Linked DNA regions of Homo sapiens: region 1 is linked to region 2. Evidence: chromatin contacts called from ENCODE Hi-C or POLR2A ChIA-PET data. All regions are on one chromosome and are shown on one strand. The core of a region is the stretch at or near the end of the contact, and the rest is flanking DNA. Distances in the headings are between cores, read along the strand shown.

Region 1 (4,088 bases), core at 1,431-3,930, 250 kb after region 2:
CTATTACCTTCTCAATGAGATTTTCTTTGACCAACCTATCTAAAATCACAACCACAATCCCCCATCCTGCCCCCATACTCCCAATCCCCTCATCTGCCTCTCTTTTTTCCATGCTCTTGTCAATCCCTAACGTCTTAAATAAATTACACATTTGTTTGTTTATTGTTTATCATCTTCTTCATTGTCTCTCTTCTCCCAAAAATATGTATGCCATAAGGGCAGTGGCATCTGTTTTGTCCATTGATTTTTCTTGAGTACCTGATATACACAAGGTGTTCAATAAGTATTTGTTGACTACATTCTCATAAATACAGAAGTATTTATTGAAGCATTGTTTTTAGTAGCAAAACGACAACAACAACAACAACAACTCCACAATAACACATACCTCTAAACCTGAAAATAACCTGATTGCCCATTTGGCAGAATGGTTGAGTGCATTATCATAAATGTACACTGTTGAAATATTACATAGCTATTTAATTGTAGCAATTTGGGTTGAAGGTAATAGTTTTGCTGTTCCATGAAAACATCATGTTCAGATTAATACATTATGATCCCATTTTTATATAAATTAAACAAAAAAGTCTTTCATTTGTATATAAAATTCAGAATAAATAATAGGGAAGGCATGAAACGACTACACCCCAGGTGTTAACACTGGCTTAGTGGACAGTTTCAGGGTTCTAACCAGATCCCTTCAGATCTTTCTTTTTACCATTTTTTTGGGTAACATCAGAGGAAAGAGAAATAATAAACAAATAGAATAAGACTTTAGAGTAAGTATATTTATTTTATTTTATTTTTGAGATGGAGTCTCTCTCTGTCCCCCAGGCTGGAGTGCAGTGGCTTGATCTCGGCTCACTGCAACCTCTGCCCCCTGGATTCAAGCAATTCTCCTGCCTCAGCCATCCTAGTAGCTGGAATTACAGGCATGTGCTACCACTCCTGGCTAATTTTTGTACTTTTAGTAGAGACGGGGTTTTGCCATGTTGGCCAGGTTGATCTCAAACTCCTGACCTCGAGTGATCTGCCCACCTCTGCCTCCCAAAGTGCTGGGTTTACAGACATGAGCCACTGTGCCCAGCCTAGAGTAAGTATATTTAGTACCCCCATAACTTATTCAATGATATTGTTTCTATAAAACAACCAACTAGTAAACTTAGAAATGTAAAAATTGAGTTTTCAAATTCAAAATTAAAGGTAGGCAAAATAATAAAACATTTAGGAATGAACAAACAGAATGCAAGACTTGTATGCTGAAAATGACAAAACATTACTAGAGAAATTAACAATCTAAATAAATAGAGATACCCATGTTCATGGATTGGAAGACTCAATATATTTAACCTGGCAATTCTCTCCAAATTGACCTATAAACTCAATGTGATTCCTATCAAAATTCCAAATGGCTTTTCTGAAGAAATTGAGAAGCTAATCCTAAAATTTATATGGAATTGCAAGAACCCAGAATAGCCAAAACAATCTATAAAAAGAAGAAAAAAGTTGGAAGATTTATACTTTCTTATTTCAACACTTATTATAAAGCTACCCATATCAAGACAGTTATTGTACTGGTATAATTCAGTGAAACAGAGATGAGAGTGCAGAAAAAATCCTTGTGGTTTCAGCAATTGATTTTCAACAAAAGTGCCAAGGCAATTAAATGAGGAAAAGATAGTCTTTTCAACAAATACTACAAGTAGAATTGCATAGATACACACAAAAATACAAATGTAGACTCTTACCTCACATCATATACATGAATCAACTAAAAATGGATCATGGATCTAAATGTAAGAGCAGGGCTGGCTTCATGAGCATGCATCCTGTGCAGTCACAAATGACTCTGTGCTTAGTTTAGTGTTCTGCTTTCACTGTTCTGAAATCCTTAATAACTTGTGAGCAAGGATCCCCCATTTTTATTTTTCACTGGGTTCCCCAAATTATGTAGTAATCTTCTAAAAGAGCAAAAATGGCAGGACTTTTGTAAGAAAATAAAGACAAAAATCTTTGTGACTTTAGGTTAAATGAAGAGTTAGCTACAACATCAAAAGCATGATCCTTAAAATAATAAAGTGATAAGCTGAAATTTAACAAAACTGAAATCTTTTGTGTTTCAAGTATACTGTTAAGAAAAAGAAAAGACTAGGCACAGTCTGGGAGAAAATATTAGCCAATTATATTTTCAATAAACTACTTATATTCAGGTATGTAAAGAATTCTGACAGCTCTATAAGAAGATAACCCAATTTAAAAATGGGCAAATGATTTGAACAGATATTTCTCCGAAAGACACATGGAAGATAATAAAGACAAGAAGAGATGCTCAGTATCATTAGTCATTAGAGAAAAGCAAATTCAAACCACAACAAAATACTAATATGCATTCATTGGAATGGCTATAAACACATACAATAACAAGTTTTAGCAAAGATGTGGAAAAACTGGAACCCTTACACATTGCTATGAAATGGTCTTCTGGAAACAGTGTACGATAGATTTTGTGAAAGTTAACTATCACGTTACTGTTACTATAATGTTACTATATTCGCATGCAAGTCTTTGTGTGGATATACGTTTTCATTTCTAGGTAGATGTTTAGCAGTTAAATTCTTGAGTCATACAGTTTCACTTTGACTGTGTTGCTCCTCCCCAAGGCTGGCAAAGTGCCATATCAAGAGGGTTTTCCTGAGCCCAAAGTTTCTCCAGTGGGGAAAAGAGAGCCTGAGGAGGACATCCAGCTTCTGTAGCATTCTGTGCTACATCTTAGGAGGCCCACTTCTGTCTTGTCTCATGGGAAACAAAGAGGAAATCAGTGGGGCTAGACCACCTGTGTTTGACCAGAAATGAAGAAGTGAGGGCAGGGTTCACAGTGGCCAGTGCATGGATCACCATGCTGGTACTGTGTTCCTGCCATCAGCACCCTAGCAGAGAGCTCAGCCAGCAGCTCTGCCCAACTGCAGAGGCAAGCTGGTGACCCTATTTGGCCAGGGAGCATAGTCAGCAATTCTAACTGGCTTGGGTGCCTAGTCAGCAATCCAGGCCAGCTACAGGGTTTAGCTTTCTGTCTTGTTGGACCAGGGAACCCCCAAAGAGATTCTGCCCAGCCTCAAAGCCTAACATACGTCCTTGACCACGCAGGTAATCGAGCCAGCCACTCTGCCTAACTACAGAGTATGGCCTCTAGCCTTGCTAACCAGGAAGCCCAAATAGTAACCCTGCCCAGCCTCAGTGGCCAGCCAGCGACCTGCATGGACAGTAAACAAAGCCAAGGACACCTCCCAACTGAGGGGCACAGCCTGCAGTTCTGCCTAACCAGGGATTCCAGAGAATGATCCCATCTGACAGAGGAGCCCAGCTTGCAGCAAGCTGGGGCATAGCCTGTGGCCCCACCAAACCCAGGTACCTGATAACAATACTGATTGACACTGAAGCACAGCCAGTGGTTCTACTCTGGAAGAGAACCCAGACAGTGACTCAACCCAACTGCAAAACACAGCCTGCAACCCTGATTAATCACAGAGCCTAACCTGTGGTCCCACTGAACAGTAGCTTGAGGTCTTGTTCCATCTCAGAAGCCAGCCAGTAGCCCTGCCCAACCAAAGAGTCCAACCAAAACACTCAACAAACCATACAGGCGAGCCAGTGGCCCCAGCAAACACCAGAGCACAGGCAATAATCCTGCACAACTAGAGATCTCAAAAGCAAACTGTGACTATTCATGGATGCTACCAGCTGACCTGTCCAGATCTCCAGGAAACACTGACTACTAAAGGGCTTTCCATGCCAAAGCAAACCTATAAAGGTTGGAAGAGGTTACTTCTTCCTCAAATGTACAGACACTAATGTGAGGATACAAGGATCATAAAAAATCAGCAAAAAATAAAACCCCTAAAAGAAATTAATAAGCTCTAACAACTGACTCTAAAGAAATGAAGGTCTATGAGCTAACTGACATTCAGAATAATTCTCTTTAAAAAGTTCGGTGAACTACAAGAGAACACAGATGGACAACTCAACAAAATCAGAAAACAATATATAAACAAAATATAATGCCAATAAAAAATAGGAACCATTAAACAAAC
Region 2 (4,080 bases), core at 535-3,034:
GATTGCTTCCTGTTCCTTCCTCTGGAAGCTTCATCCCAGAGAGGCACCTGCCAGATGCCAGCCAGAGCTCTCCTGTATGAAGTGTCTGTCGACCCCTGCTGGGGGGTATCTCCCAGTCAGGAGGCACAGGGGTCAGGGACTCACTTGAGGAGGCTGTCTGTCCCTTAGCAGAGCTTGAGTGCTGTTCTGGGAGATCTGCTGGTCTCTTCAGAGCCAGTAGGCAGGAATGTTTAAGTCTGCTGAAGCTGCGCCCACAGCCGTCCCTTCCCCCAGGTGCTCTATCCCAGGGAGGTCAGAGTTTTATCTATAAGCCTCTGACTGGGGCTGCTGCCTTTCTTTCAGAGATGCCCTGCCCAGAGAGGAGCAATCTAGAGAGGCAGTCTGGCTACAACAGCTTTGCTGAGCTGTGGTGGGCTCCACCTATTCCGAACTTCCCAGTGGCTTTGTTTACACTGTGAGGGAAAACCCACCTACTCAAGCCTTAGTAATGGTGGACGCCCCTCCTCCCACCAAGCTCAAGTGTCCCAGGTCAACTTCAGATGGCTGTGCTGCCAGCAAGAATTTCAAGCCAGTCAATCTTAGCTTGCTGGCCTCCATGGGGGTGGGATCTGCTGAGCTAGACCACTTGGCTCCCTGGCTTCAGCCCCCTTTCCAGAGGAGTGAATGGTTCTGTCTCACTGGCATTCCAGGCGCCACTGGGTTATGGAAAGACAAACTCCTGCAGCTAGCTCGGTGTCTGCCCAAATGGCTGCTCAGTTTTGTGCTTGAAACCCAGGGCCCTTGTGGTGTAGGCACCTGAGGGAATCTCCTGGTCTGCAGGTTGCAAAGACCATGGGAAAAGTGTAGTATCTGGGCTGGAGTGCACTGTTTCTCATGGCACAGTCCCTCATGTCTTCCCTTGGCTAGGGGAGGGAGTTTCCTGACCTCTTGGGTGTTGAAGTGACACCCCACCCTGCTTTGGCTCACCCTCTGTGGGCTGCACCCACTGTCTAACCAGTCCCAATGAGATGAGCCAGGTACCTCAGTTGGAAATGCAGAAATTACCTGCCTTCCATGTTGATCTTGCTGGGAGCTGCAGACTGGAACTGTTCCTATTTGGCCATTTTGCCAGCCACCCCCACCTAATCCCTATTTTTAATTTTTTGAGGAAACTTCACACTGTTTTACGGAATGGCAGCACCAATTTACATTCCTACCAACAACATATATGTGTTTTCTCTACATCCTTGCCAAGACCTGTTACCTTTTCACCTTTTGATGCTAGCCATCTAACAGGTGTGAGATGGTATCTCACTGTGGTTTTGATTTTCATTTCCCCGAAACTCCCTGGGAGGGGATTGGGGATCTGTCTTTAGGCAGACAGGGGGAGTTCAGGGAAAACGTCTCTCTGCCTTTGGTCTTTCTCAAGTGTCTTCAGCTCAAAGTGATCGGCACACCAAAGCAGCATATTTTGGGGTGGCATTTCCTGAGCTCTTTCAACGGGCTCAGGGCAGTGGCTTTTCCCTAACTGGGTTAAAAGCGTGTTAATGCTTCAGTACTGTGTAGGGCTTTAGTGTAGCACCCTAGCTGGACATCAGCCCCACCAGGTATGGGTGGGGTTCTGGGAAAGGGCCTGGGCTCTCAGGTGGCTGCACTTGTGATAGCAGCTGACTTCCTGTAAGTGCACTGGTGCAGGAAGTGAGCCCTGCTTCCTGTCTGTGTTGCTGGGGGTGGGTGGGGGTGTGGGGGCGGGGAACAGAGGGGAAGCCAGGCCCTTGAACTTGAACTTTTGTCATGCAGGCACTGCAGCTGGGGGTTGGTGGCCTCCTGGAGGGTGCCTGAAAGGGACTCTGGCAGTGCAGCTCCTTCCTCGGGGCAAGAACCCTGAGCTGGGGCAGTGATTTCCCTCCCCTTGATTTCCTCACTTTTGTTTTGTTTTCTCTTTTTTTTTTGAGACGGAGTTTTGCTCTTGTCACCCAGGCTGGAGTGCAGTGGCATGATCTTGGCTCACTGCAACCTCCGCCTCCCGGGTTCAAGTGATTTTCCTGCTTCAGTTGCCCAAGTAGCTGGGATAACAGGTGTGCACCACCACGCCTGGCTAGTTTTTGTATTTTTAGTAGAGATGGGGTTTCACCATGTTGGTCAGGCTGGTCTTGAACTCCTGACCTCAAGTGATCCACTAGCCTTGGCCTCCCAAAGTGCTGGGGTTACAGGTGTGAGCCACTGTGCCTGGCCTCATATTCTCTTAAACCATTAAATTGGACGGGTGCGGTGGCTCACGCCTGTAATCCCAGCACTTTGGGAGGCCGAGTCAGGTGGATCACTTGAGGTCAGGAGTTTGAGACCAGCCTGGCCAACATGGTGAAACCTCCATCTCTCCTAAAATACAAAAATTAGCCGGACATGGTGGCGGGGCCTGTAATCCCAGCTACTGGGAAGGCGGAGGCAGGAGAATCGCTTGAACCCGGGAGGTGGAGGTTGCAGTGAGCCAAGATCATGTCACTGCACTCCAGCCTGGGACACAGAGTGAGACTCGGTCTCAAAAAACAAAAAACAAAAACCCCCAAACCCCCCAAACTATTAAGTTTTGCAGCCAAACCTCATTCGTCCTGGGTGTGGCTGAATCCAGGGAGGAGGGGAAAGCTCCATTATGCGGGCTTCAGGCCCACACCTGTGCCACTGTTTTGCCGTCACCTGAAACCAGCAGAAAAAGCAGCTCAACTGTGGCTCTGAGAAACTTCTGATATTGGTCATGACATTCATTCTCTACAAAATCCCACTCTCAACTAAGCTGAGCCTCCCTGCCCCCGCCAATTTATTTTTCTGTCCCCAGTTATGCTCAGCGCTATTGTCTGTCCCCACGCTCCAGAGAGCAGCATGTGATAGCTTAGTTGGACTAATTAACACGAAGCTCCACATTCAAATAACATGAGTCCTCTCCCATTATCATTATTATTATTATTTATTGTAGCAAAGTATACATAATAGTTATCATTTCATTGTTAATATATATGACTATTTAGCATTATCAATTTCTCATTTAGTCATTTGTAAGTGTGCAATTCAGTGGTATTAAATACATTCACAATACATTCGTGTAAACGTCACCACTATTTCCAAAACTTTTTTGTCATTCCCAATGTAAACTCTCTACCCGTTATACAAATAACACCACATTCCTTCCCCCTCCTCCCATCCCCTGGTGACCTCGATTCTATTCTCTGTTTCTATGAATTTGCTTATTCTAGGTACCTCAGATCAGTGGAATCACACATTTGTCCTTCCATGTCTGGCTACTTTCACTTAGCCCAGTGTTTTCAAGGTCCATCTACACTGCAGCACATATCAATATTTTATTCCCTTTTCATGGCTGAATACCATGCCATTGTGCATGGCCACTGAATGCTCTTGTAAACATGGGTATGCAAATATCCAAGGTAATGCTTTCACTTTTTACGGCTATACCGTATAACTAGAAGTGTTGGGATTTATAGGGTTAAGCCACTGTGCCTGTCCTTAATTTACTTTGGATATATACCCGGTAGTGGGAATTGATGGATCCTATGGTAGTTTTTTTTTTTTTTTTTTTTTTTGAGACTGAGTCTTGCTCTGTCACCCAGGCTGGAGTGCAGTGGTGCGATCTCGGCTCTCTGCAACCTCTGCCTTCCGAGTTCAAATGGTTCTCCTACCTCAGCCTCCCGAGTAGGTGGGACTACAGGTGCATGCCACCACGCCTGGCTAATTTTTATATTTTCAGTACAGATGGGCATTTCACCGTGTTGGTCAGGCTGGTCTGAAACTCCTGCCTTGGCCTCCCAAAGTGCTGAGATTACAGACCTGAGCCACCGTGCCCCGCCCGTATTTTTTATTTTTTGAAGAACCTTCACGCTGTTTTTCAGAATGGCTGCAGGAATTTACATTCCCACCAACAACATTTAAGTGTTTTCTTTTCTTTACATCCTTGCCAACACTTGTTATCTTTTGACCTTTTGGTGATAGCCATCTAACAGGTGTGAGATGATATCTCATTGTGGTTTTGACTAGCATTTCCCCGATGTTTAGTAATGTTGAGCACCTTTTCATAAACCCCTTAACCATTTG

Evidence for each region. Hi-C counts contacts between places; a loop is a spot of excess contacts on that map. ChIA-PET counts read pairs that join two places held with the same protein, here RNA polymerase II (POLR2A). Pooled maps may share reads with other maps.
Region 1: a loop to region 2 is called in a pooled map, with 2.5 times the contacts of the local background. The contact joins two enhancer-like sites. A Hi-C loop is called at or near these places in 1 of 37 single-sample maps with no recorded cell type and 6 of 50 pooled maps. POLR2A ChIA-PET finds 5 or more read pairs at or near these places in 2 of 52 experiments (H1 and activated naive CD4-positive, alpha-beta T cell).

Annotation. Positions count from the first base shown.
Region 1 is chr2:230,346,728-230,350,815 of GRCh38, reverse strand. The region is part of intron 2 of SP140L (SP140 nuclear body protein like); the gene reads right to left. Among named protein-coding and RNA genes, the nearest start is that of SP140L, 22 kb to the right of the region's middle. RefSeq lists an enhancer at 2,532-2,871. Within about 2 kb of position 2,680, at least 7 of the 41 ENCODE cell types and tissues checked have a DNase peak (open chromatin) inside an H3K27ac peak, as active enhancers do.
Region 2 is chr2:230,600,380-230,604,459 of GRCh38, reverse strand. No RefSeq gene overlaps it. Among named protein-coding and RNA genes, the nearest start is that of LINC01907, 98 kb to the left of the region's middle. RefSeq lists a silencer at 1,671-1,750 and an enhancer at 1,891-2,020. Within about 2 kb of position 1,784, at least 7 of the 41 ENCODE cell types and tissues checked have a DNase peak (open chromatin) inside an H3K27ac peak, as active enhancers do.